2 separate regions of the Homo sapiens genome follow, and region 2 is linked to region 1. The links are chromatin loops, found by intact Hi-C in ENCODE. Cell type or tissue: dorsolateral prefrontal cortex. All regions are shown on one strand. Each heading gives the region's core, and the rest is flanking DNA. Links, peaks and the distances in the headings are about the cores only.

Region 1 (16,462 bases), core at 1,419-9,418:
TTTAAGTAACAATGTCTTGTTAAAAAACAAGAGCTGTGTTGCCCAGGCTGGAGTGCAGTGGTGTGATCATAGCTCACTGCAGCCTTGAACTCCTGGGCTCAAGCGATCCTCTGGCCTTGGCCCCTCAAAGTGTTGTGGTGATTGGCACAAGCCACCGACAGGCCTGGAGTCTGAAGTTAGTTATATTTCAGCTACCCAGGATAAACTTCTAACTATGATTACCACAGAACTCTACCAAAACTAATTGTTTCACTTAGTTCTGTCTGATTATGGAATCTCTTTATTACCATCAGTTGTTTTTCAGAGTTACAATTTGAATATGAAACCATTTTTCTAGCCCACCTTAGAGAAGACTGTTGACACACTAGTTGAAATGGTTGCAATAGCCTCTACCTTGCAAGACACTTCAGATTCAAAGAATTTCCTTTGCAAAAGTCGGCCGGGTGCAGTGGCTCATGCCTGTAATCCCAGCACTTTGGGAGGCCAAGGCGGGCAGATCACTTAAGGTCAGGAATTCAAAACCAGCCCGGCCAACATGGTGAAACCCCATCTCTACTAAAAATACAAAAATTAACCAGGCGTGGTGGTCCATGCCTGTAATCTTAGCTACTCAGGAGGCTGAGGCATGAGAATCGCTTGAACTCAGGAGGTGAATGCTGCAGTGAGCCAAGATCACGACGCTGCACTGCAGCCTGGGTGACAGAGCAACTCCGTCTTAAAAAAACAAAACAAAACAAAACAAAAGAAGAAAAAAATAAAAGTACCTATTAATGCAATTATCTTTCAATTTTGATTCATAAATATGTGTGGAAGTGTCAATGTTTTGGGTAAAATGGAATTCACAGTGACAGAGTCAGTGCCATACAAAACAAAACTGGAAAATATACTTTAAAAAAATTATTTGAGCTGGGTGTAGTGGCTCACACCTGTAATCCCAGGACTTTGGGAAGCCGAGGTGGGCGGATCACGAGGTCAGGAGTTTGAGACCAGCCTGGCCCCTATGGTGAAACCCTGTCTCTACTAAAAATACAAAAAATTAGCTGTGCATGGTGGCGTATGCCTGTAGTTCCAGCTACTCGGGAGGCTGAGGCAGGAGAATTGCTTGAACCCGGCAGGCGGAGGTTGCAGTGAGCCGAGATCGTGCTCTTCAGCCTGGGCTACAGGGTGAGACTCGGTCTCAAAAAAATAATAATAATAATTTGAAAAATTTGCTGAATAAACATTTGTTCACAGTGTACTTTCCCTGATTTTTTAATTTTTGTTTTTGTTTGCCCTGTCACCCAGACTGGAGTACAGTGACACGAGCACGGCTCACTGCAGCCTTAATCTCTCAGGCTCAAGTGATCCTTGCACCTCAGCCTCCCTAGTAGCTGGGACTTCAGGTGCATGCCACCACATCCGGCTAGTTTTTGTATTTTTTGTAGAGATGAGGTTTTGTCATGTTGCCCAGGCTGGTTTCAAACTCCTGGGCTCAAGTAATCCTCCCACCTTGGCCCCGCAAAGTGCCGGAATTACAGGCATGAGCCACCCCACCCAGCCTTCCCCTAATTTTGATAATGATAATCCAATGTTCTGTTCTGGCATTTGTGTAGTTTTAGCGTGTGCAGTCTTCGAAGCAGTGGAGGTATTTGCCTTTTCTTCTCTGTGACTTAGTCATTCAGCAGTTCTATGCTAAGGGTTTTTTTATATGCCTTTAGGTTCTTGTTTAGAGTTAATGGATAATGAAAACATTTCTAATGCATAAGAGAAATGCATTCTGAAACAAAAATAGAATACAAGCCTTCAGACAGAAGGCAGAGAAGAAACTGGAGAAAGAGAAATAAGATGTTAGGTAGGAAACCATGGGAGACAGCACTGGGGAAAGTAACCTCCAGACTGGGAGTCACTGGGAAACCAGATAAATGCTCCTTGGCAGCGGGAGGAGTTGAGGACACTTCAGCTTGGTCTTGGGATGGGAGCCCAGAGAACGCAAGTTGCTCCAACTAGGTAGGGAAAATGCTGGGACAGATGAAACTTGAGTGGCTAACAAGAAGTACCAGGAGCCAAAGGCTCTCTGAACACTTGGGCCTCTTTTAAATGTCTGCCTTAAATAGCTTGTACCATTGTAAGTCTTGCATAATGGGTGAGAACATGAACTTTTAGAATCAAAGATGTCACTCTAGGTGTGGTTGTATTTGGAGTAAGGAAATAATTAAGGTTAAATGAGGTCATAAGTGTGGGGCCCTGATCCGATAGGACTAGTGTCCTTATCAGAAGAGTGAATGGAGAGCTTGCCCCTTACCCTTACATACTGAAGAAAGATTATGTGAGGACTAGCAAGAAGGTGGCCATGTACAAGACAGGAACAGAGCTGCCACCAGAGACCAAATTGGCCAAAACCTTGATCTTGGGCTTCTAGTCTCCAGAATGGTGACAAAGTAAATTTCTGTTGTTTAAGTCACCCAGTCTGTGGTATTTTAGTATGACAGCCCAAGCAGACAAATACACCATCTATATGCAGATACATCCAAATCTCTAGTCTGTTGTATGTCTGTACCTCTCCCCTGAACTTGGCTTTGTTCTCCACTTGCCTACTTATTGTCACCACTTGGATATATAATAGATGTCTCAAACTTCACTTCTCTGTAAACTGAACTCCTGATAGTCCCCTCAAGCCTACTCCATAGACATCTTTCTCTTCTCTTTTTTTTGGAGACAGGGTCTTGCTGTGTCGCCCAGGCTGGAGTGCAATGGCGTGATCATGGTTCACTGCAGCCTTGAACTCCTAGACTTAGGTGATCCTCCCACCTCCGCCTCCCAAGTAGGATGTGAGGGCAACCTGGCTGTGACATCTCTCACCCCGTTGATCACCAGGGTTGATCCGGCTGATCTGGCTGGCTAGGCCGGTGTCTCCTTCCTCCCTCACTGCTCCATGTATATCCCTCCCGAAGCTGCACACTCAAGTCGAAGAGAACGACCATCCCCAATAGAGGAGGACTAATCTTCGGTCAAGGGTATATAAGTAGCTGCGTTCCCCTGCTAGAACCTCCAAACAAGCTCTCAAGGTCCCAGGTAGCTAGGATTACAGGCACACGCCATCATGCTTCACTATCATTCTCTTCTCAATTAAAGGTAATACTGTTCTTTTAGCTGCTTAGGCCAAAAACTTTTGGAGTCATGCTTGACTTTTCTTTCTTTCACAGCCCACATCCCATCCATTGCAAATCACATTGGCTGTATGTTCCAAATACACCCAGAATTGAGTGACATCTTATCACTTTGCTACCACCATCAGGGCCAGGTCAGCATCACCTGTCACCTGGATTATTGCAGTAGCCTCCCATCTTATGTCTTCACTTGTACCCTTGCCTCTCCCTACATTCTGTTTTCAGCTTCAACTGCTAGAGAGATCCTTAAAAATATGTCAGATCATGTCACTCCTCTGCTCAAAGCCCTGCAGTGGTTGATGAGGTCTAGAGAATGTGTTGTTTCTAAATAATTTCTGTTAATCATGGTAATATAATTACTTCAAAGGAATTTCATTCTTATTGTGTGATTGCTCGCATTTCTAATTCCTAACTTAGTGCTGTGTCTGGGATGTGGAAGGTGGTCCGAAAATGTTGGTGGCGTCAAGGGATAGTGGGTATATATTAGGTAACCTCTCCAGATGAGAACAGATGAACAGTCATTTCCATGTGTTCAGGTGCTGTGCCTGTCAGAGATACTTTGGGAGATTTTATACTGAATACGTTCTTCTTGCCCATTAGTACTGTTCTTTTTCTCAAGAAATGGAGTTGTCGGCCAGGTGAGGTGGCTCATGCTCGTAATCCCAACACTTTGGGAGGTTAAGGTGGGCGGATTGCTTGAGCCCAGGAGTTCGAGACCAGTCTGGGCAATATAGTGAAACCTTATCTCTACAAAAAAATACAAAAGAGTAGCCAGGTCTGGTGGGGCATACCTGTAGTCCCAGCTACTTGGGGTAAGGGCTGAGGTGGGAGGATGGCTTGAGTCCGGGAGGTGGAGGTTGCAGTGACTGTGCCATTGTATTCCAGCCTGGGTGATAGAGCGAGACCCTGTCTCAAAATGAAGTGGTATCCAGTCCTTAATGACATTGGGACCATTTGTGAGTAACTAGTCCCTAACAAAAATACTTCAGAATTTTTTTTTTTTTTTGAGACAGAGTTTTACTCTTGTTGCCTAGGCTGGAGTGCAATGGCCCCATCTCAGCTCACTGCAACCTCCGCCTCCTGGGTTCATGTGATTCTCCTGCCTCAGCCTCCTAAGTAGCTGGTACAGGCACCCGCCACCATGCCTGGCTAATTTTTTGTATTTTTAGTAGAGACGGGGTTTCACCATGTTGGCCAGGCTGGTCTCGAACTCCTGACCTCAGGTGATTCACCCACCTGGCCTCCCAAAATGCTGGGATTACAGGCGTCAGCCACTGTGTCTGGCCCGGAATTGTTAAATATACACTGAAGTAAAAAGACAAAACACGGCTGGCCATGGTGGCTCACGCCTGTAATCCCAGCACTTTGGGAGGCCGAGGCAGGTGGATCACCTGACGTCAGGTGTTCAAGAGCAGCCTGACCAACATAGTGAAACCCCATCTCTACTAAAAATACAAAAATTAGCCGGGCATGGTGGCAGGCACCTGTAATCCCAGCTACGTGGGAGGCTGAGGCAGAATCGCTTGAACCCTGGAGGCGGAGATTTCAGCGAGCCGAAATCACACCACTGCACTCCGGCCTGGGCAACAGACCAGGACTCTGTCTCAAAAAAAAAAAAGAGAAAGACAAAACACAATGCAGGTCACTTAGCTATTTTCTCTAGAAAACAATTAGCTGTCATGATGCAGAAGATTGTTATAATCTATAAGGGGGAGGTTGTGGTTATTTTTACTCTAAAATCTTCCACTGCTTTTTTTTTTTTTTTTTGAGATGGAGTTTCACTCTGTCACCCAGGCTGGAGTGCAGTGGTGCAATCTTTGCTCACTGCAACCTCCACCTCCTGGGTTCAAGCGATTCTCCTGCCTCAGCCTCCCGAGTAGCTAGGATTATAGGTACACACCAAGAGGCCCAGCTAATTTTTGTGTGTGTATATATATATATGTATGTGTATATATATAATTTTTTTGTTTTTTTTAGTGGAGACGGAGTTTCACCATGTTGGCAAGGCTAGTCTCAAACTCCTGACTTCAAGTGATTCGCCCACCTCGGCCTCTCAAAGTGCTGGGATTACAGGCATGAGCCACCGTGTCCGGCCCCACTACATTCTTAAAGAAGCAATAAATTGACCTTGTTTAAATACACAATCTGAATTACTGGGGTCTTTTGAAACTAAACCTTTGTTCATTACTAAGATTTCTATTTTCCTTCCTCTTTTTCAGCACTTATTTCTATAGCAGTCTCCCAGCTGATGCCACTTAACTTCATTGAACAAAAAATGAGGTTTAGAAAATCACAATAATCATTGTGAAAGTATTTGATAGGAGATCTTTATTTGGGGTGAATTGGGTTATGATGTCAGTCCTGTGATTTCAGCGGAACTGTTTCTTTTTATCCATTGTCAGTGAGTGCTCATTAATACTTAAATGCAGCTTTCTTTTTCTTTCTTTTGAGACAGAGTCTCGCTCTGTCACCCAGGCTGGAGGGCAGTGACGCAATCTCGGCTCACTACAACCTCTGCCTCCCGGGTTCAAGTGATTCTCCTGCCTCAGCCTCCCAAGTAGGTGGGATTACAGGCACCTGCAACCATGCCCGGCTAATTTTTGTATTTTTAGTAGTGACAGGGTTTTGACATGTTGGTCAGGCTGATCTCGAACTCCTGACCTCAAGTGATCCGCCCGCCTTGGCCTCCCAAAGTGTTGAGATTATAGGCATGAACCACCACGCCTGGCATAATGCAGTTTTCTACTAAATGACTGATTTTGACATGCTTCCTGTTATTGGCCCTGCTGTTCAGCTGAAATAGCAGGATAGGAGATGGTCGTGTGATGGCCGATAGGTGGCAGTGCTGCTGGGACAGGCCCAGCCTGGTAGAGACGAGTATCTCAGACAGGAAAAACAGGACCCAGATGGCTCAGACTGTTGGGTTAGCATCTGGCCTTCGACAGGTCACCCTGGCCCGCCAGATCAGCCCCAGGCCTGACAAAAGCACTACAGGATAAAGAATAGGATCTCATTAAATGCAGTGGAAGTAACGTGAGAAGGATGGCTTTTCATATGCCATCCTAACCCTCCCCTCCCCCCGTTTTCTTTGCTTTGCTTTTCATACTTCTTAGCTTCTTGGATCTCTTGCTTTAAGAGGAACTAGGGTGTGGGCACAGTGGTTCACAGCTATAATCCCAGCACTTTGGGAGGCTGAGACGGGTGGATCAGTTGAGGTCAGGAGTTCAAGACTAGCCTGGCCAACATGGCGAAACCCCATCTCTACTAAAAATACCAAAATTATCCAGGCATAGTGGCACACACCTTTAATTCCAGCTACTGGGGAGGCTGAGGCAGAAGAATTGCTTTAATCCAGGAGGAGGAGGTTGCAGTGAGCCAAGATCACGCCACTGCACTCCAGCTTAAGCAACAAAGTGAGACTCTGTTTCAAAAAAAAAAAAAAAAGAGGAACTAGAGCTTAATATTCTCCTTGCAACATCACAGTCACAGTGCTGGTTGAGTAGTTACTTGCCTCGAAGGACTGGTAAGCCTTTGACAAGGATTGGTTACTTGGGAAGTTTTCTTGCTTACCTGTAGAAGTTAAGCTGCTCACCGACAGGAGCACAGACAAGTAGTAAAGTTCAGGGGTTGTTGTTTCCTACATTTGAGAGAGAAAAGGTGCTATGAGGAATACTTTGTCTTTTAATCAGAATGTGTTAAAAATGTTTTGCCACAAGGATTTAAATGAAGGTGCCAATTTAGCAAGAAATAGAAGTCTTGCTGTATACTGTGCCAAACCCAATCCAACAGCTTCAGTTTTTTTTTGTTGTTGTTGTTGTTGTTTGTTTGTTTTGAGGCAAGATGTTGCTTTGTCATCCAGGCCAAAGTGCAGTGGTGTGAGCATGGCTCACTGGAGCCTTGACTTCCTGGGTTCACGGGATCCTCCTGCCTCAGCCTCCCAAGTAGCTGGGACTACAGGCACGTGCCACCAGGTCCAGCTAATTTTTGTAATTTTTGTAGAGATGGGGTTTCTCCACATTGCCTATGCTGGTCTTCATCTCCTGGGCTCAATCGATCTGCCTGCCTCAGCCTTCCAAAGTACTGGGATTAGAGGCGTGAGCCACTGTGCCCGGCCTGTTTCACTGTTGATTAATATCTTAACTACTTTTCGAAGCTCTAGTAAAGTAGAATTCACCTACAAAAACAAAAATCTCTTGTAGAATTTTTAAACTTTCCCCAGTGAAATGTTTTAACTGTGACATGTGCCTAATCAGGTATTCCATCTCCACATATCTCTTCTTTTGGTGTCAGTAGAAAATAAATATTGAAGACATATTATTTACAGCCAAACTTTCAGATTAAGATAAGCCTTTAGAAATTCTTTGTTTATGGCTCACGCCTGTAATCCCAGCACTTTGGGAGGCCGAGGTGGGTGGATCACGAGGTCGGGAGATCCAGACCATCCTGGCTAACACAGTGAAACCCCATCTCTACTAAAAAAAAATACAAAAAATTAGCCGGGCATGGTGGCGGGCACCTGTAGTCCTAGCTACTCGGGAGGCTGAGGCGGGAGAATGGCGTGAACCTGGGAGGCGGAGCTTGCAGTAAGCACAGATTGCGCCACTGCACTCCAGCTGGGGTGACAGAGTGAGACTCTGTCTCAAAGAAAAAAAAAGAAATTCATTGTTTAAAAACATACACAGTCTGTTGCCAAAACTGTTAACACCATAGTGCAGACTCCTTAACTGAAGGATCCCACACCAAATGCAGAAGACATCCACTTCAGTGCCCGTGGCAATGGCTCCATCTGAACAAACTGCACAGTAAAACCTAAAAAGACAGAGGAACAGCATCAGTTTTTAGGTTTAATCATCTCAGAAAGAAACATATTCTTTGTTTTTTTGTTTTTTTTTCTTAAGACAGAGTCTCACTCTGTCACCCAGGCTGGAGTGCAGTGGCACAATCTCAGCTCACGGTGACCTCTGCCTCCTGGGTTCAAGTGATTCTCCTGCCTCAGCCTCCCTAGTAGGTGGGATTATAGGTGTGCACCACCACTTCTGGGTAATTTTTTGTATTTTTAGTAGAGACAGGGTTTCACCATGTTGGCCAGGCTGGTCTCGAACTCCTGACCTCAGGTGATCTGCCCACCTTGGCCTCCCAAAGTGCTGGGATTATAGGCGTGAGCCACCACGCTCGGCTAGAAACATATTTGAGCCACCACGCTCGGCTAGAAACAGATTCTTGAATGCAAACCTAAATGCAATTTGTTTCCTTCCCTTCCTGCTGTGGAACAGAAATGTCCAGTCTGGGCAAACTAATTTTTCCTTTGATATAGATTGTATGCATGTTTTTTTTTTTTGAGACGGAGTCTTGCTCTGTCGCCCAGGTGGAAGTGCAGTGACGTGATCTTGACTCACTGCAACCTCTGCCTCCTAGGTTCAAGCAATTCTCCGGCCTCAGCCTCCCGAGTAGCTGGAACTACAGGTGCCCGCCACCACGCCTGGCTAATTTTTTTTGTATTTTTAGTAGAGACGGGGTTTCACTGCATTATCCAGGATGGTCTCGATCTCCTGTCCTTGTGATCCACCCACCTCAGCCTCCCAAAATGGGATTACAGGTGTGAGCCACTGTGCGCGGGCTTTTTTTTTTTTTTTTTGAGACGGAGTCTTGCTCTGTTGCCAGGCTGGAGTACAGTGGCGCCATCTCAGCTCACTGCATCCTCTGCCTCCCAGGCTCAAGTGATTCTCCTGCTCCAGCCTCCTGAGTAGCTGGGATTACAGGCCTGCACCACCACACCCAGCTAATTTTGTTTTTTTTTTTGAGACGGAGTCTCACTCTGTTGCCAGGCTAGAATGCAGTGGCATGATCTCGGCTGACTGCAACCTCTGCCTCCCGGGTTCAAGTGATTCTCCTGCCTCAGCCTCCCAAGTAGCTGGGACTACAGGCGTGTGCCACCACGCTCAGCTAATTTTTGTATTTTTAGTAGAGACAGAGTTTCACCATGTTGGCCAGGCTGGTCTCAAACTCGTGACCTCAGGTGATCCATCTGTCTTGGCCTCCCAAAGTGCTGGGATTGCAGGCATGAGCCACCACACCCGGCCCTATTTTTTCATTTTAAAAAATTCGGACATAGTTTTTGCTGAAATCATATATCACTCTTTTTTTTTTTTTTTTTTTTTTTTTTGAGACAGAGTCTTGCTCTCTTGCCCAGGCTGGAGTGCAGTGGCACGATCTTGGCTCACTGCAACCTCCGCCTCCCAGGTTCAAGCGATCCTCCTGCCACAGTCCCCATCGTAGCTGGGACTACAGGCACGTGCCATCATGCCCAGCTAATTTTTGTATTTTTAGTAGAGAAGGGGTTTTGCCATGTTGGCCAGGCTGGTCTTGAACTCCTGATCTCAGGTGATCCACCTGCCTCGGCCTCCCAAAGTGCTGGGATTACAGGCATGAGCCACCGCACCCGGCCCATACATCACTCTTAAAAGCACATTCAAAGGAAAATATAATTAAGATAGATTAGCTAAAATATTTCTTAAACTTCTCCACATTTCAGAATGTTGAGAATAGAGACCAACTCTGTGTCCTTTTTTTTTGGAGATAGGGCCTCCCTCTGTCACCCAGGCTGGAGTGCAATGACATGACTCACTGCACCCTCCACCTCCTGGGCTTTAGTGACCCTCTTACTTCAACCTCCCAAGTAGCAGGGACTACAGGTGCATGACACCATGCCCAGCTAACTTCTTCTATTTTTTGTAGAGATGATGTCTCACCATGTTGCCCAGGCTGGTCTTGAACTCCTGACTTCACACGATCCTCCCACCTCAGCCTCAAAGTGTTGGGGTTACAGGCATGAGCCACTGGACCCAGCCCTGTATCACTTTTTGACTTCAAGTTGCCATTGTCCTTGTTTTTCTACGCAGAATCATCTCTTGATCAATGACTATTTATTGAATGAAAAACCCGATACTTTAATATTATAACACTAAAGAATTTTATAGCAGAAGGAATTTGGGCCAGGCATGGTGGCTCATGCCTGTAATTCCAGCACTTTGGGAGTCTGAGGTGGGTGGATCACAAGGTCAGGAGATTGAGACCATCCTGGCCAACATGGTGACACCCCATCTCTACTAAAAATACAAACATTAGGTTCGTGTGGTGGCGCGTGCCTGTAATCCCAGCTACTCAGGAGGCTGAGGCACGAGAATCGCTTGAACCCAGGAGGCGGAGGTTGCAGTGAGCCGAGATCACACCACTGCACTCCAGCCTGGCAACAGAGCAAGACTCCATCTCAAAAAAAAAAAAAAGGAATTTATGTTTAACTTAATTTGGTTCCGTACTCAAATTATAGAACAACTAAAAGAGAGGCCAGGCACGCTGGCTCACGCCTGTAATCCCAGCACTTTGGGAGGCTGAGGCAGGTGGATCACCTGAGGTCAGGACTTTGAGACCAGCCTGACCAACATGGTGAAACCCCATCTCTAAGCTGGGCGCGGTGGCTCACGCCTGTAATCCCAGCACTTTGGAAGGCTGAGGCTGGTGGATCACCTGAGGTCAGGAGTTTGAGACCAGCCTGGCCAACATGGTGAAACCTCATCTCTACTTAAAATACAAAAAATTAGCTGGGCGTGGTGGTATGCACCTGTAATCCCAGCTACTCGGGAGGCTGAGGCAGGAGAATCGCTTGAACCCGGGAGGCGGAGGTTGCAGTGAGCTGGGATCGCGCCATTGCACTCCAGCCTGGGGACAAGAGCGAGACTTTGTCTCAAAAAAAAAAAAAAAAAAAGAAAGAAACCCCTTCTCTACTAAAAATACAAAATTAGCTGGGTGTGGTGGCGCATGCCTGTAATTGCAGCTACTAGGGAGGCTGAGGCAGGAGAATCACTTGAACTTGGGAGGCAGAGGTTGCAGTGAGCCGAGATTGCACCATTGCCCTCCAGCCTGGGCAAAAAGAGTGAAACTCCATCTCAAAAAACAAAAAGCAAAAACAACTAAAAGAGATACTTAGGAAGTTTTTAAAGATTCCCTTCACCTGAATTTTAGATGTGAGTTGTTTTTTTAATTTTAGTCTATGAGTTCCTGAAGAGCAGAGAGCTCTGTCCTACCAATTTTTGTTGTAGCAGTGTCTGGCTACTATTTGTAGTAGATACTTAATAAATGCTTGACGGATAACTACACACTTACCAATTGTGAAGAAGGTAAAGATGGTATTACTAACCAGGTTGTACAGGAGAGATTGGCTGCAATATTGGGAAGATCTGGGCCTAAAAGTCAATAAACTGGGTGATACATTAATTTATTACTTATTACAGGAAATCTATGGTATACGCGTAACACCAGAAGGCACTAATCCTTGAACTCTAATTCTTATTCTGGCACTGGGTTCATCTTGGCTGTAGGCAACTCACTTCTCTTGAGAACCTTGGTTCCTTTACCATGACTGTAAATAAATGCTACAAAATAGTCCATAAATAATAGTAAGAGTTATTAGTGTCATCACTGGTAAATAAATAACGTTTACCATGTTTCTTTTCTTTTTTTTTTTTTTTTTGAGACAGAGTTTTACTTTGTCACCCAGGCTGGACTGCAGTGGTGCGATCTCTGCTCACTGCAACCTCTGCCTCCCAGGTTCAGGCAATTCTTGGGCCTCTGCCTTCCCAGTAGCTGGGATTACAGGCACGTGCCACCACACCCGGCTAGCTTTTGTATTTTTTGGTAGAGATGGGGTTTCATCATGTTGGCCATGCTGATCTCGAACCCCTGACCTCAAGTGATTGGTCTACCTTTTTTTTTTTTTTTTTTTGAGACAGAGTCTTGTTCTGTCACTGAAGCTGGAGTGCAGTTGTATGATCTCAGCTCACTGCAACCTCCACCTCCTGGGTTCAAGCGATTCTCATGCCTCAGCTTCCTGAGTAGCTAGGATTACAGGCGTGTGCCACCACACCTGGCTAATATTTTGCATTTTTAGTAGAGATGGGGTTTCATCATGTTGTCCAAGCTGGTCTCGAACTCCTGACCTCAGGTGATCCGCCCACCTTGGCCTCCCAAAGTGCTTGGATTACAGGCATGAGCCACTGATCCTGGCCTTGTTTACCTTTTTTTTTTTTTTTTTTGAGACAGAGTCTCGCTCTGTCACCCAGGCTGGAATGTAATGGTGTGATCTTGGCTCACTGCAACCTCCACCTCCGAGGTTCAAGCGATTCTCCTGCCTCAGCCTCCTCAGTATCTAGGATTGCAGGCACATGCCACCATGCCTGGATAATTTTTGTATTTTTAGTTGAGATGGGGTTTCACCATGTTGGTCATGCTGGTCTCAAACTCCTGATCTTGTGATCCACCCGCCTCGGCCTCCCAAAATGCTAAGATTACAGGCATGAGCCATTGCATCTGGCCTTTTTATTTTTATTTTTGAGGTGGAGTTTCGCTCTTGTCACCCAGGCTGGAGTTCAATGGTGGGATATCAACTCACTGCAACCTCTGCCTCCCAGGTTCAAGCAATTCCCCTGCCTCAGCCTCCTGAGTAGCTGGGATTACAGGAATGTACCAGCATGTCAGGCTAATTTTGTATTTTTAGTACAGACAGGGTTTCTCCATGTTGGTCAGGCTGGTCTCACACTCCCAACCTCAGGTGATCCGCCCACCTCAGCCTCCCAAAGTGCTGGGATTACAGGTGTGAGCCACCGTGCCCAGTCTTGTTTACCATTTTTTTTTTGAGACGCAGTCTCACTCTGTTTCTTGCAGTGCCGCGATCTTGGCTCACTGTAACCTCCACCTCCCGGGTTCAAGCAATTCTCCTTCCTGAGCCTCCCGAGTAGCTGGATTACAGGCATGCGCCACCACGCGAGAGTGGGCTTCACCATGTTGGCCAGGCTGGTCTCGAACTATTGACCTCGTGATCCACGCCTCGGCTTCCCAAAGTGCTGGGATTACAGGTGTGAGCCACCGTGCCCAGCCCTTATTTACCAGTTTTTAAATTCACGTTAATTTGCGATTTTGGTGAAAAACTATTTCATGGGAATTCTGACTTCTAGTAAGGAAAAATGACTTATTTTACACAGACTTTCTGTAATAGAAGCTGGTGAGTTTGAGTTCGGCTAATTACAAGGAGTGTTGCAGCTTCCTGTCACTCCCCCTCGCTTAAGTAGATTCTCAGTTTTCAGATTTTTTTTTAGAATTAAAGTTATTAACAGACTGTTTCCGCTAAGAATAATTTCGAAGACAGAATCTGAAAGAACATATTAAGTAATAATCAGGTCGGGCGTGCCTGTCACCCTCAGCCCTGCAGACATAAGCTAACGCTAGACCGTTGGGACTGGTCTCCAGGGAATCTGTAAGTTGAGACATTGGTCCCCTCATTGTCTCCTATTTAATGGCTTTCTATACCAGAAGAAGTAAGTGTGGATTAAAAGTTAAGCTCAGTTTACCCACAGCTATCTTCACTATATTGAGATTTTTGGCTTTTCAAAGAAGTGAAGTAGGTGATTGCCCTTGGTAATAGGGGCAGAAAACATGGGGCAGGCTGCAATTAACATTTTACATTACTCGTTTAGTGATGAAATAGCTTCCAGAAAACAAATTCAGGTTCTGTTTGGTGATAATGTTACATTTAACTACAGAGATAAAGTTTTAAACATAATGATATTTTGTGTTTTTAGTAGAGATGGTGTTTCTGATTGAATTGAGATCCATTGCATTCTAATAAAATTCTATCTAATAATACTTCAATAAGAATATTAAAATAGCTACTACTTATTGTTCTCCCATTATTTAGCAGGCTTTGTTGATACTGATTTTTTGTTTTGTTTTGTTTTTTTTTTTTTTGAGACAGAGTCTTGCTCTGTCACCCAGGCTGGAGTGCAGTGGTGTGATCTCAGCTCACTGCAACCTCTGCCTCCTGGGTTCAAGCAATTCTCCTGCCTCAGCCTCCTGAGTATCTGGGACTACAGAAGCACACCACCATGCCCGACTAATTTTTGTATTTTTAGTAGAGATGGGGTTTCACCATGCTGATCAGGTTGGTCTTGAATTCCTGACCTCGTGATCCGCCCACCTCTGTCTCCCAAAGTACTGGGATTAGAGGTGTGAGCCACTGCTCCCAGCCTGTTGATACTGATCTTTAGGGAATCTTTAGAACCTTGGTTCCTTTATCATGACTGTAAATTAATGTAAAACAACCTGCAAGTAATACTAAGTTATCAATATTCATAATTGGTAGACAAATGTGTCAAACATTTTACATGCATTATCTAATTTAATATGCACAAAATCCTATGACATAGGACTGTGGTTCTCCATTTTTTTAAATGAGGAAACTGACTGTTAACTGACAAACTGAGAGTTAATCTACCTACCACAACTTGCACAAGCAAATGAAAATTGTTACTGCTCAAAGCATTTTTGAAATTCTTTTGAGATTACGTGTACGTAGTTTCCATGGCATGTAAGAAAATCTTGGTCGGGCACAGTGGCTTAAGCCTGTAATCCCAGCACTTTGGGAAGCCGAGGCAGGTGGATCACCTGAGATCGGGAGTTTGAGACCAGCCTGGCCAGCATACTGAAACCCCATCTCTACTAAAAATACAAAAATTAGCTGGGTGTGGTGGCGGGCGCCTGTAATCCCAGCTACTCAGGAGGCTGAAGCAGAAGAATCGCTTGAACCCGGGAGGCAGAGGTTGCAGTGAGCTGAGATCGTGCCATTGCACTACAGCCAGGGGACAAGAGTGAAACTCCATCTTGGAAAAAAAAAAAAAAAAAAAAAAAAAGAGGCCGGGTGCGGTGACTCACGCCTATAATCCTAGCACTTTGGGAGGCCAAAGTAGGCAGATCATGAGGTCAGGAGTTCAAGACCAGCATGACCAATATGGTGAAACCCCATCTCTACTAAAAATACAAAAATTAGCTGGGCGTGGTGGCATGCGCCTGTAATCCCAGCTACTCAGGAGGCTGAGGCAGGAGAATGGCTTGAACCTGGGAGGTGGAGGTTGCAGTGAGCCAAGATTGCACGCCACTGCACTCCAGCCTGGCGACAACGAGACTCTGTCCCCCCACCAAAAAAAGAAAAGAAAGAAAATCTCACCATTAACTAATCATTCTAACTCCCTTCTTCACTGTAAACTATTAAATTCACCTTGATTATTTTATTAATTGGGTTTAGCACTGAATAACTTTAGGGGATTCACAGAAATCAAATATACCCTCCAAAGACAGATTTATCCCCAGTGAAGGTACTCAAAAGAATATGCAATTTCAAAATATACCCCCAAGAGTATTTAATGGCAGCATTGTTGGAACAAGAACATAGCTACATGCTTAAAGTTATTGTTTTGAAAGGAATAGCACCCTTTTAGAGGTGTAAATCCTGAGAGGTGGTGAGGTCAGCCATGTTACTTAACTCTTAGCCAACACAGGTTTAATACTGAGCATCCTGAAATATGCGATAGGGAAAGCCAAACAGAATTACTATTGTTTTCGAAAAGTTGATTTTTAAAAAACTGACTTTTTAGCCAGGAGTGATGGCGTGTGCTTGTAGTACTAGCTACTTGGCAGGCTGAGGTGGGAGGATCTCTTGAGCCTGGGATTTGAAGGCTGCAGTGAGCAATGATTGTGCCACTGTACTGCAGCCTAGGCAACAGAGCGATACCCTATCTCTAAAAAAAACAAAAACAAAAACAAAAAAACCCTGGCTTAATGTTATGTTAATATTTACATCTCAGTGTTTTTAAAACATAAAGATCAGTTATTTTGGCCAGGTGTGGTGGCTCATGCCTCTAATCCCAGCACCGTGGGAGGCCAAGGTGGGAGGATCACTTGAGGCCAGGAGTTTGACACCAGCCTGGGCAACACAGCGAGACCCCATCTCTACCAAAAATAATAATAATAATAAAGATCAGTAACTACCCAGGCCAAAACGCAGTGGCTCAATTTCAGCCTCCCGAGTGGCTGGGACTACAGCCACGTGCCACTGTACCCAGCCCAAGATTAGTAATTTTAAAATTAAAAGTAAATTTTAAGCCTCAAGACTGCCAGAGAAAGAAATGAACTCCTTATTGTCACAGTGAGCTGAGGAGGGACACTTACAGCCTGAGCTGGTGAGTTCTCAGCAGCCAGCAGTGCAAGCGATAGGCCGTGTGGGCCAAACAAAAGTGAATCATGGTGACACTGGGCCCAGAGCACCTGGAGCAAGACAAGGAGGACCCAGGTCAGTCCCGTTAGAGTTTCCAAACTGCTGCACCCATTCATCAATCGGCCACAGCCCCCCTATACGCATGCGCATGTGCCCTGCAATGATATGGAGGAAGTACTCTTCAGGAAAGGGACAGACCCTAGTTCTTTAAAACCCA
Region 2 (16,462 bases), core at 4,710-12,709, 200 kb after region 1:
CGGATCACGAGGTCAGGAGATGGAGACCATCCTGGCTAACACGGTGAAACCCCGTCTCTACTAAAAATACAAAAAAAAATTAGCCGGGCGTGATGGCGGGCGCCTGTAGTCCCAGCTACTCAGGAGGCTAAGGCAGGAGAATGGCATGAACCCAGGAGGCAGAGCTTGCAGTGAGCCAAGATGGCGCCACTGCACTCCAGCCTGGGCGACAGAGCGAGACTCCGTCTCAAAAAAAAAAAGACAACAACAACAAAAATCACCTCTCCTTCCCTGCCTTATGCAGGGCCCTCCTCACCTGCTGTCTCCCACCCCTCGCCCCAACACTCATCCAGTATATCTAGCCATGCATTTCCATGATATTTGACAAAGAGTATCTGTGGTAGTGGAAAGATCTCTTTCCTTTGCCCCTCATTCTTTCTTTTTAATTGAAATTGATTCATCACACAAAACCTAACTATAGATGGGAATATTCTTGCTGGTGAGACATAGCTAAAAACATATGCCAGCTGACATTGTACAAATAAAGCATAGATAGCAAATTTATGCATTTTTCTTCTATTCATGTTCCAGTTATAAACCTGAGTGTTAGCTGGTCATGCATTCTGTTGAACAGTAGGATAATATGTGGAAAGTTTACCTGACATAGCTTTCTAGTACCAGTTAAGATTTCAGTTTTATTTACTAATAGACTAGACTTCTTCAAGATGCACAATTAACAAGGGGCCCTTATCTGGGGTCTGTGCACCCCCCTAAGCAGTCCACAGATGTGTTTCAAGGGGATCTATAAACTGCTTAAATTGCCAGGCATGGTGGCTCACACCAGTAATCCCAGCACTTTGAGAGGCCGAGGCAGGCAGATCACCTGAGGTCAGGAGTTCGAGACCAGCCTGGCCAACATGGTGAAACCCCGTCTCTACTAAAAATACAAAAATTAACTGGGTGTGGTGGCACACGACTGAAATCTCTGCCATTCGGGAGACTGAGGCAGGAGAATTGCTTGAACCTGGTAGGCAGAGGTTGCAGTGAGCCAAGATCGCGCCACTGCACTTCAGCCTGGGCAACAGAGCAAGACTCTGTCTCAAAATAAATAAATAAGAAACATAAAAACTGCTTAAATGTATACATCAGTGTGTGCATGCATGTGTGTGTAATTCTGTCAACAGGCCTCTAGGTAGGAATTCCATCCTTAGTGGCCAGCATTTTGCCCGAGGGCAGCTCGTAAGAGGCGACACTGGAATTCAGACACTGATTGTTTGGCTTTTTCCCACTAACCACCCTGACACCCAAAGGGCCTCCCTGTCGCCACCCTCTCCTCATCAGGTTATTTACTTGTGACTGTTGGAACTCAACATTTTGAGCTTTAACTGTGTGCTAGACCTGGTGGTACTCGGTGGTTTGCTTGCCACGCCTTTGTTTTTCTCAGGAAAAAGGTCTTGAGACACAACCAGCATCTTATAGCTAGTTAGGAGATGAAGCTCTAGAAGCTCTGGAACCCAAATTTCCCATCTCCTGGCCCCAGTCCCTGCCCAGTCCCCCTGTAGGGACTTAGCTACTGACTGATCTTTGGGTGGGGACATCCCTGCTTCCACAGAAACTGGTACGGTGCAAGGCCTGTGCTGATGCTGGCCTACTTGACGAGAGCTTCCTGAGAAGATGTCTGAATTTTTATGGCCTTCTCATTCAGCTGCTGCTCCGCATCCTGGACCCCGCATATCCCGAGTGAGTGTGCTTCTTCCTGTTTCCCTTGTCCCTCCTTGGCTGGGCTCTGTTGTCTTTATTGTCCTTCAAAGTTGATAACTAAAACCAAAACCCTTTCTTTATCAAGAATTCACTTCTCTGCAAGGCGCAGTGGTTCACGCCTGTAATCCCAGCACTTTGGGGGAGGCTGAGGCAGATGGATAACTTGAGGTCAGGAGTTCAAGACCAGCCTGGCCAACATGGCGAAACCGTGTCTCTACTAAAAATACAAAAATTAGCCGGGCTTGGTGGCAGATGCCTGCAGTCATAGCTACTCAGGAGGCTGAGGCATGAGAATCGTTTGAACCCGGGAGGCGGAGGTTGCATTGAGCCGAGATCATGCTACTGCACTCCAGCCTGGGCGACAGAGCGAGACTCTGTCCCCACCCAAAAAAAAAGATAATTCACTTCTCAGTTTCCAGATTGCATTTATATAGATTATGTAGTTATATTGATAGGTGTTTTCCCTGTAATTAGTTACAATAATAGGCAAATGTCAACACCTGTTATTTTAATTTTGACAAGTTTTCTTTAAAATTTGCTATAAAGTCTTTGATTGATAGAAAGAGAAATCTATAAATTGGAAGCCAAAAGCTGGAGATAATATTAGGCCCTCCTAAGCACTGGGTCCAGGAATACCCACCTAATTCAGAGAGTGAGCTAAGAACATTGTTGATCACTTTGTCATCAACTGGTCATCTCCTCCAGGCAAACCATTTTTGTTTTATTTATTATTATTATTATTTTACTGTTATGAAGTCTCTGGTTCACTGATGTTGGTGAGATTGGCCCAAGACCCGTGAAGGCGTGGAAAATATTATTTAAAATATGTGTGTAGGCCGGGTGCGGTGGCTCACGCCTATAATCCCAGCACTTTGGGAGGCCAGGGCGGGTGGATCACATGGTCAGGAGATCGAGACCATCTTTGCTAACACGGTGAAACCCCGTCTCTACTAAAAATACAAAAAATTAGCTGGGCGCTGTGGCGGGTGCCTGTAGTCCCAGCTACTCGGGAGGCTGAGGCAGGAGAATGGCGTGAACCTGGGAGGCGGAGCTTCCGGTGAGCGGAGATCACGTCTCTGCACTCCAGCCTGGGTGACGAGCAAGACTCCATCTCAAAAAAAAAAAAAAATGTGTGTAGCTCTGTTGTTTCCGTTTGAGTTGCACAAAATGACCAAATAGGACCTTTTTATTTCCTTCCCATTTTACTTATTGCATTAACCTTAGCAAGAAGTCAAGAAGGCTGGGCGTGGTGGCTCACGTCTGTAATCCCAGTACTTTGGAAGGCTGAGGCAGGCGGATCACTTGAGGTCAGGAGTTCGAGACCATCCTGGCCAACGTGGTGAAACACCGTCTCTACTAAAAATACAAAAATTAGCCAGGTGTGGTGGTGGGCGCCTGTAATCCCAGCTACTCGGGAGGCTGAGGCACAAGAATTGCTTGAACCCAGGAGGCAGAGGTTGCAGTGAGCCGAGATCACGCCACTGTACTCCAGCCTGGGTGACAGGGTGAGACTCTGTCTCAAAAAAAAAAAAAAAATCAAGAAAAGGGCCAGGTGTGGTGGCTCACACCTGTAATCCCAGCACTTTGGGAGGCCAAGATGGGTGGATCACTTGAGGTCAGGAGTTCGAGACCAGCCTGGCCAACATGGTGAAACCCTGTCTCTATTGAAAATACAAAAATTAGCCAGGTATGGTGGCACGTGCCTGTAATCTCAGCTATTCGGGAGGCTGAGACATGATAATCGATTGAACTGGGGAGGTGGAGGTTGCAGTGAGCCAAGATTGCACCACTGCACTCCAGCCTGGGTGACAGAGTGAGACTCCATCTCAGGGGAGAAAAAAAAGAAATCAAGAAAAGGAAAACATTTCACACATACCCTTGCATATGCACTGTCTTCATTATTCCCTGTTCATTTCTGGTTGTAGTTTCTTTGCCTACATATTTATTACATAGTATTACAGAATGATTTTCTTCCCCAAATGAAATACTTATCCGATGGTAATGTAATACTCCTTGTAGTTTGATGTACCATAATTTCATTTAATAAATTGTCCTTTTTTTCTCTTTGACAGTATAACACTGCCTTTAAATTCAGATGTCCCCAAGGTATTTGCAGCGTTGCCTGAGTTTTATGTAGAAGATGTTGCAGAATTTTTATTTTTTATTGTACAGTAAGTGCCTTTAATATTTTACATAGTTCTAATATGTTTTTATGCATAATAGTATAATATTCTGAGCTATGTTGCAAACCTCCATTTCATGCCTGAAATTTGATGTAACTGTTTTAACTGAATGCTGCCTAGAGACTGGAAAAAATAAATCCAACTGTGGCATCAGTCCAATTCCAATAATATCTCAAAGACAGAGGCAGGATTAACAGTGCAGATAATGTATTCCTTGAAAATTGAGTTGAATTTCTAATAGTTAAATATGTGTTTCTGAGCAACAGAAGGAGGAAACAGTTTATAAATGTCTGAATGAACATCCCAAAACCAGAAATATCCACATCTATATTTTGTACTAAAATTTGTCTCAATTGTAAAATTGGAGAATGCTTACCAAGAAATGGTTTGAATTTCTAACTGGTATTGTAGGGTTTTAATTTTTTTTTCAAATCCTTATTTGGTTTATCAAATTAACATTTTATTTCTAAAACATTACAGGTTAGAAGAATTACAATTTCAATCCCTTGGCACCATGATAGCACCTATGACTAGCTGAGGGAGTGGTATGTGAAGTCTATTGTGAAAAGTAAAAGTCATGCTGGGCACTGTGGCTCATGCTTGTAGTCCCAGACATGCAGGAGGATTGCTTGAGCCTAGTTCAAGACCAGTCTGGGCAATGCAGCAAGTCTGCATCTCTTTAAAAAATAAATAAATAAATAGTATAGGTCCCCAGTCACAGAATACAAATTGTGAAAGTTTTGTAACAAACAACAGGAAAAAAACAAAATTAGTATAAATGATTTTAAAATAAGGGCCAAAAGTAAATGGAGCAAGTTAATATTGCTGTCATAAAAGCTGCCTTTAAAAAAAAGCCCAAATCAAGGCAGAGGTTGCAATGAGCAGAGATCATGCCACTACACTCCAACCTGGGCAACATACACAAAAAAACCCAAATCATTGGTGACACGTGATTTTGATTGGTATGAAATTTTAAAAGTGACTCAAAAACGTGGTTTATTTGTTGAAAAACCAACCTTGGAATTTAAGCAACTCAAGTCACATTTTAAAATTTGTTCTATGCACAGTGATACAAAAGACACCTATTTGAAAAATTTCATTTATTCTCATTTTCAGCAGAGATTAAAAAAAAACTATCAAAATTTTTATGTTTTGGTAGTGATGATCTTTTGTGAAGTTTATCTGATTTGATCATAGGTTTTGTTTATAGTTAATATAACATGCTACAGCCAGTAACCATGTTTGGTTTTAAATCTGTCTTGTTACAGTGTGAATAGTCACTGTAGGCTGGGTGCAATGGCTCATGCCTGTAATCCCAGCACTTTGGGAGGCCAAGGTGGGCAAATCACGAGGTCAAAAGATCAAGACCATCCTGGCCAACATGGTGAAACCCCATCTCTACTAAAAATACAAAAGTTAGCTGGGCATGGTGGCAGGCACCTGTAGTCCCAGCTACTCAGGAGGCTGAGGCAGGAGAATCGCTTGAACTTTGGAGGCGGAGGTTTCAGTGAGCCGAGATTGTGCCACTGCACTCCAGCCTGGGCAACACAGCGAGGCTCCATCTCAAGAAAAAAAAAAAAAAATAGGCTGGGCGCAGTGGCTCATGCCTGTAATCCCACCATTTTGGGAGGTCGAGGCGGGCGGATCACGAGGTCAGGAGATCGAGACCATCCTGGCTAACATGGTGAAACCCCATCTCTACTAAAAATACAAAAAAAATTAGCCGGGCATGGTGGCAGGTGCCTGTAGTCCCAGCTACTCGGGAGGCTGAGGCAGGAGAATGGCGTGAACCTGGGAGGCGGAGCTTGCAGTGAGCCGAGATCGCGCCACTGCACTCCAGCCTGGGCGACAGAGCGAGACTCTGTCTCAAAAAAAAAAAAAAGTCACTGTAAACTGAATGAGTTCAAGGGCACTCCCAAACCTACTTATCCTGCCTTCCCCTCCTCACTTACTGACACCAGCCTTCACCCAAGATGAGTTTCTCAGCAGTTTCTCAGCGGTCTCTTTCTTGCTCTTCTTGCCTCTGTTCAGATACTCTCCCCAGGCGCTTTATGAGCCCTGTACTCAGGATATTGTGATGTTCCTTGTTGTGATGTTGTGCAACCAGAACTACATCCGAAACCCATATTTGGTGGCCAAACTGGTAGAAGTCATGTTTATGACCAACCCTGCTGTTCAGCCACGAACCCAGAAGTTTTTTGAAATGATTGAGAACCATCCTCTCTCCACCAAGTTGTTGGTACCTTCCCTGATGAAGTTTTATACAGGTAGGTTGCTGGAACACAGTGTAGCACATGGCAGGCCAACTTAGGTAAGGTCATCTAAAGCTAGTGGACGACGTTGCTCTAAGCCTGTTACCTAATATCCTGCTACCTGTGTGTATAGCCTACTAACCTGTGGCCTGCAGAGGATGTACTTTTGGTTCTTCTTGCCCTGAGTAGTTAGGAATAGGACAACCATTCCACCTACTGGTCTCTGATGATTCAGCAGGAACTACTGAAAGTCAGATGATTGGCACCGAGACCCAGGGTATCAAGAGCACAAGTTGGTAGTGTTATCTGAATGGAATTATCTGGTTCATTTTACCTTTGAACTTACAGCATTTGTTTTTTAACACTATCCTATAACCCACTTTCCAAAGTGTGGGTGAAACAGGGAGCTTGTTAAAAATGCATATTCTTGGTCCGGGTGCGGTGGCTCATGCCTGTAATCCCAGCACTTTGGGAGGCCGAGGCGGGCGGATCACAAGGTCAGGAGTTCAAGACCAGCCTGGCCAGTATGGTGAAACCCCATCTCTACTAAAAATAGAAAAAAAAATTAAATTAGCCGGGCATGGTTGCAGGTGCCTGTAGTCCCAGGGCGGTTGAGGGAGGAGAATTGCTTGAACCCGGGAGGCAGAAGTTGCAGTGAGCCGAGATCCCGCCACTGTATTCCAGCCTGGGCAAGAGAACAAGACTCCGTCTCAAATAATAATAATAATAATAATAATAATAATAATAATACCACTTTTCACCTGTCAAATTTATTTCTTAAGTTGAAAATACCTGGTACAAACATGGTTGTGGAGAAGTAAGCTAACCTGCAAAAAAACCTGCTTAATCTACCCTATAGCCAGTGTGCAGATTTAGTGCTATGAAACTCTCATGAGAATGCAAATTTAAAGCCTTTCTGAAAGGCAGTTTAGCAGCCCACACCAAGAGCCTTAAAAATGCTTTTATCGGGGCCAGGTGCGGTGGCTCATACCTGTAATCCCAGCACTTTGGGAGGCCGAGGCGGGTGGATCACCTGAGATCAGGAATTTGTGACCAGCCTGGCCAACATGGAGAAACCCCGTCTCTACTAAAAATACAAAAATTAGCTGGGTGTGGCGGGCGGCGCCTGTCATCCCAGCTACTCAGGAGGCCGAGGCACGAGAATCGAGTGAACCTAGGAGGCAGAGGTTGCATTGAACTGAGATCACACCAGTGTGCTCCAGCCTAGGAGAAAGGGCAAGACTCCGTCTCAAAAAAGAAAAAAAAAAAGCACTGGGATAACAAATAGTAGGTGCAGGAAGTAGCCATCTTCTATCCCTCAGTCTGGGGACCCAAGGGAAGAGCCTGGGGATCTCAGAACCCAGCTGCCCTGATGAGGGCTTGGACGGAGCTAGGACCCAGTCCTCTGTGGAAGGCCCTTGGCCAGTAGGTGCTGGTGTCTCTCTCGGGGGTTGTGCACGGTTGCTAGCTCTGGGGGTACGAGACAAAGCTGAAAATTGGAACCAACTGCTACTGCTGACAGTAAGTGCAAGGTCCTAAGTCCCTTGTTTCTCCTTCAGTTTTCCAGTTCTCCTGCAGCACCCCCTATTGGCAACCCTAGAGAGGGCGGGCTGCCAAAGGAAAGATTCTGCAGTGCCAGCCCCAGAATCACAAAGCCAACTACAAAGAGTGCATGTGGGCTGGGCACGGTGACTCCAGCTAATAATCCTAGCACTTTAGGAGGCCAAGGTGGGAGGATTGTTTGAGCCTAAGAGTTGGAGACCAGCCTGGGCAACATGGCGAGACCCCATCTCTACGAAAAATTTAAAAATTAGATGCCTGTTGTCCCAGCTACTAAGGAGGCAGAGGTGGGAGGAAGGCTTGAGCCCAGGAGTTCAAGGCTGCAGTGAGCTATGATCTTGCTGCTGCGTTCCAGCCTGTGAAACAAAGCAAGACCCTGTTTCTAAAAAAAAAAAAAAAAAAAAAAAAAAAAGGGTAAAAAGACTGGGTTTCGGCCAGGCACAGTAGCTTACACTTGTAATCCCAGCACTTTGGGAGGCCAAGGCAGTGGATCACCTGAGGTCAGGAGTTCGAGACTAGCCTGACCAAAATGGTGAATCCTAGTCTCTACTAAAAGTAAAAGGCCGGGCGTGGTGGCTCACGCCTGTAATCCCAGCATTTTGGAAGACTGAGGTGGGTGGATCACAAGGTCAAGAGATCGAGATGAGCCTCGCCAACATGGTGAAACCCCGTCTCTACTAAAAATACAAAAATTAGGCCTGGCACAGTGGCTCACGCTGTAATCCCAGCACTTTGGGAGGCTGAGGTGGGCGAATCACCTGAGGTCGGGAGTTCAAAACCAGCCTGACCAACATGGTGAAACCCTGTCTCTACTAAAAATACAAAATTAGCCTGGCATGGTGGCACATGCCTGTAATCCCAGCTACTTGGGAGGCTGAGGCAGGAGAATCACTTGAACCCGCGAGGCAGAGGTTACGGTGAGCCAAGATCGCGCCATTGTAATCCAGCCTGGGCAACAAGAGCAAAACTCCGTCTCAAAAACAAAAATTAGCTGGACATGGTGGCATGTGCCTGTAGTCCCAGCTACTCGGGAGGCTGAGGCAGGAGAATCTCTTGAACCCGGGAGGCAGAGGTTGCAATGAGCCAAGATCGCGCTACTGCACTTCAGCCTGGTGACAGAGCAAGACTTCATCTCAAAAACAAAACAAAAAACAAAACAAAACAAAATTAGCCGGGTGACGCATGCGTGTAATCCCAGCAACTTGAGAAGCTGAGGCAGGAGAATAGCTTGAACCCGGGAGGTGGAGGTTGTAGTTAGCCGAGATCTAAAAAAATTTTAAAAAAAAAGAGTGGATTTGGAGCTACGAGACAACAGCTGAATAGCTATACTCTGACATAAGAATTTAATTTCTTGAAATTTATTCAATGGAAATAATTACGAATGTTTGTAAGTGATGTTCTCCACAGCATTATTTATAAAGCAGTGCAGTGAAAATAATAAAAACAACTGGCCGGGCTCAGTGACTCACGCCTGTAATCCCAGCACTTTGGGAGGCTGAGGCAGGAGGATCACCTGAGGTCAGGAGTTGGAGGCTTAGTCTGGCCAAAATGGTGAAACCCCGTCTCTACTAAAAATACAAAAAAATTTAGCTGGGCGTAGTGGTGCACACCTATAGTCCCAGCTTCTCTGGAGTCTAAGGCAGATGAATCACTTGAATCAGGGAGGCAGAGGTTGCAGTGAGCCAAGATCGTGCCATTGCACTCCAGCCTGGGCTACAAGAGCAAATCTCCATCTCAAAAAAAAAAAAAAGGAATGTAGGGAAGGACATATACCAAAATAGTAACAGCGCATTGGTTATTTTTGAATGGTAGCATTATAAATAGTTTTTATTTTTATTTTATTATCTGAACTTCTTAATTTTTCTACAGTAAACATGTATTGTTAGTAGTAAAGACAAAACAATTTTAGTTAAATTTATTTTGTAGTCAGTGTTCTGGGCCTGTCACTGTGGCTTCAGGAGAGAGAGAGAGAGAGAGAGTGTGTGTGTGTGTGTGTGTGTGTGTTTGTGTATTTGTGTTTACACAACAGAACTGGGCCTGTTGCCTATAAGACGAGTGCTGGGCCTAGTGGAGTCCTGCTGGGAATGTTCCAGAAGGAATTGGGTGGGGGTTGTTCTCTCTTTCCTCTTTGCCATGTGTGCCCTCTGGCCTGGACCACCTCTTCAGTCATAGATGGATGACATCTGTACTAATAATAGCCACCACTTATTGAATGCTTACTAATCCTTTCACTTAATCCCCACGGCAGTCCTAAAGATAGTACTATAAATACATCCACTTTACAAATGAGGAAACTGAAGCTTAAAAGGGTCAAGAAGCTTGCTGAAGGTCAGTGGCTAGCAAGTGGCAGCAACCTCGCAGATGCCCTTTAGCACAGGTCCCCCTGGCTACTGTGCTGGTCTTCCTACAGCTACTAAGGGACCGGTGTGAGGGTACCCCTGAGGGAGGCATCACAGACATAGTCCCCAGTGCTCATCACCTCCATGTGAAGACCTGGCTGATTAGGTCCTGGTCCCTGAGCAGATGGGACCCTCAGATATAAATTAAAAGTTGCCACACACAAGATCAGTATGTGGAACAAGCTCCTCTTAACACCACAGAGATAGTATTCTAGCTTAGAAAATGCTCAAGTTAGGCTGGGCGTGGTGGCTCACGCCTGTAATCCTAGCACTTTGGGAGTCCGAGACAGGTGAATCACTTGAGGCCAGGAGTTTGAGACCAGCCTGGCCAACATGGCGAAACCCTGTCTCTACTAAAAATACAAAAGATTATCCGGGTGTGGTGGTGGGGGCCTGTAATGCCAGCTACTTGGGAGGCTGAGGCTGGGGAATTGCTTGAACCGGGACCTGGGAGGTGGAGGTCGCAGTGAGCCAAGATCTTGCCACTGTACTCCAGCCTGGGCTACAGAGTGAGACTCCATCTCAAAAAAAAAAAAAAAGAAAGAAGGCAGCAAGAATACCTGGGGGGAGGAGGGAGAGGTTCAACACAAGTCTAGTCCACCTACGGCCTTCTAGAACAAGGACCTGGGAATTAGAACTTGGGCTGGTATGACTTTGAGGGAACAGTAGAAGTGAATAAGAAGAAAAAAAAACTGTTGGGAGAAATGTATATTGTTTTGTTTCATTTTCTTTTCTTTTTTTTTTTTTTTTTTGAGCTAGGGTCTTGCTCTGTCACCCACGCTAGAGTGTAGTGGTACAATTACAGCACCATGCACTCTTGACCTCCCGGGCTCAAGTGATCCTCCTACCTCAGCCTCCCCTGTAGCTGGGACTGCAGGCATGTGCCACCACACCCAGCTAATTTTTGTGGTTTTTGTAGAGACGGGGTTTCACGATGTTCACCAGGCTGGTCTCAAACTCCTGAGCTCAAGTGATCTGCCCACCCGGGCCTCCTGAAGTGCTGGAAATACAGATGCGGGGCCCTGCTGAGATACATATTGCTACATAATAAATTAACATTTACTTAGTCTCTACTATATTCAGAATTGGGTGCAGATATTGGGGCATTTTAGATGATATGAGGCGTTGGGTTGGTCCTCCTGTATCTTCCTCTTGTAGGCTATCCTTATGTCAACACTCCACACTTTAGCTCATGCTTTTATACAATTAATAAATGACATTTAGTTTATTTTAAGGAAAGGTTACTTAATGAATATACATAAGTACTTTCGGATCTTAGTATGATAGGTGTTAATTATCTTATTTTATTTTTAAATAGCTGTTTCCTTTTTTGGTCACACACAAAAAAATGTGTTCTTTGGAAAATACAGAAAATATCAAAGACAAGGTATAGTGGCTCACACCTGTAATCTCAGTACTTTGGAAGGACGATGTAGGAGGATCGCTTGAGGCAGGAATTTGAAACCAGCCTAGGCAACATAGTGAGACCCCATCTGTAAAAAAATTAAAAGTGAAAAAAAAAATTTTTGAGACAGAGTCTTGCTTTGTCGCCCAGGCTGGAGTGCAGTGGCATGATCTTGGCTCACTGCAACCTCTGTATCTGGATTCAAGCAATTCTCCTGCTTCAGCCTCCTGAGTAGCTGGAATTATGGGCACACACCACCATGCCCTGCTAGTTTTTGTATTTTTATTAATAGTAGAGGCGGGGTTTTGCTATGTTGGCCAGGCTGGTCTCGAACTCCTGGCCTCAAGTGATCTGCCTGCCTCGGCCTCCCAAAGTGCTGGGATTATAGGCGAGAGCCACCACGCTCAGCCATAAAAAATAAGCCACGCGTGGTGGATACACCTCCAGTCCCAGCTACTTGGGATGCTGAGGTGGGAGGATCACTTGAGCCCGAGAGGTTGAGGCTGCAGTGAGCCATTATTCACACCACTGCACTTTACCCTGGGTGACAGGGCAAGACCCTGTCTCCAAAAAAATAATAATAAAATAGTTGGGCACGGTGGCTCACACCTGTAATCCCAGCACTTTGGGAGGCCAAGGTGGGTGGATCATGAGGCCAAGAGATCGAGACAATCCTGGCCAATATGGTGAAACCCCATCTTTACTAAAAATACAAAAATTAGCAGGGCGTGGTGGCGCATGTCTATAGTCCCAGCTACTAGGGAGGCTGAGGCAGGAGAATTGCTTGAACCCCGAGGCAGAGGTTGCAGTGAGCTGAGATCGTGCTACTGCACTCCAGCCTGGCGACAGAGCGGGACTCTGTCTCAAAAATAATAATAATAATAATAAAATTTGTCATGAATTCTGAAATTTCTCATGCCTAAGCTTTTGCCATTTGGACAAACAAGTTTGATTTTTATCCCTCTTTAATAGATTTAGGGATGATAGACACATTGGTGTTTTTTCAACACCAAAAATGGTCAATAGATAGACACATTTAGTAAATACATGGCCCTCAATAAAATTAAACCTAACTTTTTATCCGCTGAAGTATGTCCATTTGAGGTGCCATAGAATTTCTGTAAATTAATAACTTAAAATTAGGTGGGGGGAGTATGATAATTCAGCTTTTGGTCATTGGTAAGTTGATGTTGTCCTAATGATGGGAGTTTTCCTAGCCCCGTTCCTTTAGGTGTTGTGTCATTGTCAAATCTTCATTGTGAAACTTTTGTCTTTAAAAGCAGCTTATAATTTCTGTCGTGCCCTACATGCAAAAGAAGTGCAAAATTTCACCAGCTCTCTGATTTTGCAGGTTTACATTCACTCAGTATCATTGTTGGGGCAATAACTGGATTTGGAAAGCAAGAAAATACATATCCCTCAGTACCTTTGTCTTTCTTCTTTAGATGTTGAGCATACCGGAGCCACCAGTGAGTTTTATGACAAGTTCACAATTCGCTATCATATTAGCACCATTTTTAAAAGCCTTTGGCAAAACATAGCTCACCATGGCACCTTTATGGAGGAGTTCAAGTGAGTATGGGGCCCCTCGTGTCACAACTTGCTTTCTTGCAAATCGCAGGTAGGATTGCAGCTTAAAAGCATGCACAGCTGGGTTCTTGTTGACTGTTTGCTTGGTCTCAGACTCCTTTGAGTTTACCACAAGATGCCACTAAATGTGGGCAGGATTTTTTAAATGGCTTTACTTGCAAGATATTGCTGAATTTTAGATTTGTCAAGATACTTTGGGGGTGGTACACAAGCGAAGATTGTATAGGGCAGGGCGTGGTGGCTCACGCCTGTAATCCCAGCACTTTGGGAGGCAGAGGCGGGCGGATCACTTGAGGTCAGGAGTTCAAAACCAGCCTGGCCAACATGGTGAAACCCCATCTCTATTAAAAATACAAAACATTAACTGGGTGTGGTGGCGCACGTCTGTTATCCTAGCTACTTGGGAAGCTGAGGCAGGAGAATCACTTGAACCCGGGAGGCAGAATTTGCAGTGAGCCGAGATTGTGCCAGTGCTCTCCAGCCTGGGTGACAGAGCGAGACTCCGTCTCAAAAAAAAAAAAAAAAAGGAAAAGAAAAGATCCTATAAATATGCTGAGATGATGGGTTAAGTGTTTTTTTGGTGTTTTCTACGATGACAGTGTTAAATGAAGTTGTCAGAATGAGTGAAATGAAATCTTAGTTCCTGAATGTTGGAAGGACTTTAGATTTTGCAACAATTAGGTCAGAGTTGTCATTTAAAGTATCATTCTTTGTGGTAAGGCCCTAAACCTTAATTAAAGACTTTTCATATACCTACCTGAAATCTGAGTGACTGCTTAAACCTGGACATTAGTAATTCCATCTAAATTATCTGTCAGTGCCTAAAAACAAAAGGGAGATGAAGATGCTGAACTCTTGAATTATTCTTCAAAAATTTTATCCCATCTAAGGGCCGGGCGTGGTGGCTCATGCCTGTAATCCCAGCACTTTGGGAGGCCGAGCAGGGCGGATCAGGAGGTCAGGAGATCGAGACCATCCTGGCTAACATGGTGAAACCCCGTCTCTACTAAAAATACCAAAAAATTAGCCAGGCATGGTGGTGGGCGCGGTGGCGGGCGCCTGTAGTCCCAGCTACTCAGGAGGCTGAGGCAGGAGAATGGCGTGAACCTGGGAGGCGGAGCTTGCAGTGAGCCGAGATGGTGCCACTGCACTCCAGCCTGGGCGACAGAGTGAGACTCCGTCTCAAATAAATAAATAAATAAATAAAAATTTTATCCCACCTACTTGGATCTTTTGCAACCCATGTTAGATCTTTGATCAAATCTAGCTATACTTGTTAACCGAATTACTAGTCAATAATATACAAATTACCAGTGGAATAACTATTTGCCAGATAGATTTCTGTGAAGCAAACTTTTTAACTTTTTGTTTCCATAAACTGCTCTTATGGTCAGAATTGTGTTCCAGCTAAAGCCTGGCACGAGGCAGGCCCATGGCTTGGTCTGAATGGTGCTGATTGGAGCGCTTGTCCTGAACTTGCCATGTTCCTGAGATCGAGGCCTCCTGCACTTGTTCACAGGAACTTCTCTTCTCCAGCATGGGCTTACCACCCCGTAGTTGCACAGTTGTAGACCCTGAAGTGTAGCTTCTTTTTTTCTCTACGAATCTGGCATCTCCAGAGTCTAACAGAGGTAGGCCAAGCTATTTCAGTTCACCAGCAAGTTCTCATTATAACACGATCTGCAGAACAGTTCCTTAGATTGGAGGCTTCCAGTTTTAAAGTAAGTTAATATCCCACTTTATCAATATTACAGGTTCCAATTTTTCTTCCATGCGTCAGTCTTTGTGATAAGGAATAACTATATCAGTTGTTTTCTTATCTGTTGTATGTGGTTAATTATTTGCATTTTCTTGGTATATTGGTGAGTATATGCGTTTTTCCTGTTCTAGTCTGGAAGAAGTGTTTTCTCTCCTTAAAAACATTGAGGGAGTGAGCTAGGGGTGTGCTGGTAAGCCTGCTCTGGGAAGCAGGGTGGGGGAGTCAGCATTTGCTGGTTTTCCATGGTGTGACTGTTTCCTCTGTTGCCCAATTTAAGGTGCCAGGGGAATCTGGTTATAAAATTCTGGAATATTTAGCACTTGACTGTCATCAGCCGTGCAAGGTGGCTCCAAATACCACTGGAATGAGCTTATCATAAACAATTTAAAAGAATAACAAAATCCAGGCCAGGTGTGGTGGCTCATCTCTGTAATCCCAACATTTTGAGGGGCTGAGGTGGGAGGAACGCTTGAGCCCAGGAGTTTGAGACCAGCCCTGGCAACATAACAAGTCCCTGTCTCTACAAAAAATACAAAAGCTGGGCGTGGTGGTGTGTGCCTGTAGTTCCAGCTACTTAGGAGGCTGAGGCAGGAAGATTGCTTGAGCCCTGGAGGTCGAGGATGCAGTGAGCTGTGATTGTGCCACTGCATTCCAGGCTGGGCGACAGAGTGAGACCCTGTCTCAAAAAGAAACAAGATTAACATAATCTAAAGAGAAGCTTGGTGGTCCTTGAATTCCATAGTGCCTGACTTGTGCCAGGGTAGCCAGGCTTTTAGGGTGAGATAGTTGCAGTCTGGGTGGAGGTGCTTGTTCCCTGGGATTTGCTGTGGCATTTTGCTTCAGGGAGATGTATGACCATGTACAATATAATTGCCTTTCCAGCTCCGGGAAGCAGTTTGTTCGCTATATAAACATGTTGATAAACGACACGACGTTTTTGCTCGATGAAAGTCTGGAGTCTCTGAAGCGAATCCATGAAGTGCAGGAAGAGATGAAGAACAAAGAACAGTGGGACCAGTTGCCCCGGGTGAGGACGTGGTCCAGAGGCTTGGACAGCTTTGCAGGCCATCTGCCTCCACACACGGGCAGAGCTGCTTTGGGGCTGCATTTGTGGGTCTGATGATATGCGATCTGACATGCTGGGATTTTCCTTCCATGAAATCATATTGCAGGATTGGAATAGGAAAATTCTTAAATACCTTATCTGAAGCTAAGAAATGGGTTGAGAAGTCTTTGAAAATGTACACTGAAAACTTTCTCTGCCTTTTTAATTTTAAAGGGCTTTTTTGGAGATGAGCTTTTATTGTCTGAATATATTAATATTCATGAACATAATTAGGAAAGAAATCTCTAGAATTATGTCTGCTGGACAAGAATTTGATTTGTTCCTATGGGCTTCTCTAGGCAACTGTGTGAATCACTCAGGATCCTGGCGGGGTGTTTTTTCCCTTTCAGTTGATCTTGGGTTTTATATTCAGTTATTAATAGAAAAGAGGCCTGGCTTGCCAGGTTCCATGGAAAGCACGTGCCGTGCCAGTACCAGTGCTCTTTCCTGACGTGCGTAGCAGCCACTG

What was found. Peaks named below come from ENCODE experiments on the same cell type or tissue, not always from the same donor. Only the 100,000 strongest peaks of a DNase experiment are listed, where the experiment ranks them.
Region 2: a loop joins it to region 1, with 4 times the contacts of the local background. A loop is called at or near these places in 34 of 110 quality-filtered maps.

Annotation. Positions count from the first base shown.
Region 1 is chr1:9,944,515-9,960,976 of GRCh38, forward strand. The region is part of intron 1 of NMNAT1 (nicotinamide nucleotide adenylyltransferase 1); the gene reads left to right. It also overlaps the pseudogene RN7SKP269 and the pseudogene TMEM274P. Among named protein-coding and RNA genes, the nearest start is that of NMNAT1, 9.3 kb to the left of the region's middle. In dorsolateral prefrontal cortex, for the core only: CTCF peaks have their summits at 5,981 (motif pointing right) and 6,187; a DNase peak (open chromatin) is centred at 5,987; H3K4me3 peaks cover 891 bases; H3K27ac peaks cover 3,702 bases.
Region 2 is chr1:10,145,372-10,161,833 of GRCh38, forward strand. UBE4B (ubiquitination factor E4B) reads left to right here. Exons shown (of 28, transcript NM_001105562.3): 19 at 1,592-1,719; 20 at 3,813-3,911; 21 at 5,955-6,190; 22 at 12,985-13,111; 23 at 15,771-15,915. Among named protein-coding and RNA genes, the nearest start is that of KIF1B, 57 kb to the right of the region's middle. RefSeq lists a silencer at 9,782-9,983. In dorsolateral prefrontal cortex, for the core only: a CTCF peak has its summit at 7,762 (motif pointing left); a DNase peak (open chromatin) is centred at 7,780; H3K27ac peaks cover 4,885 bases.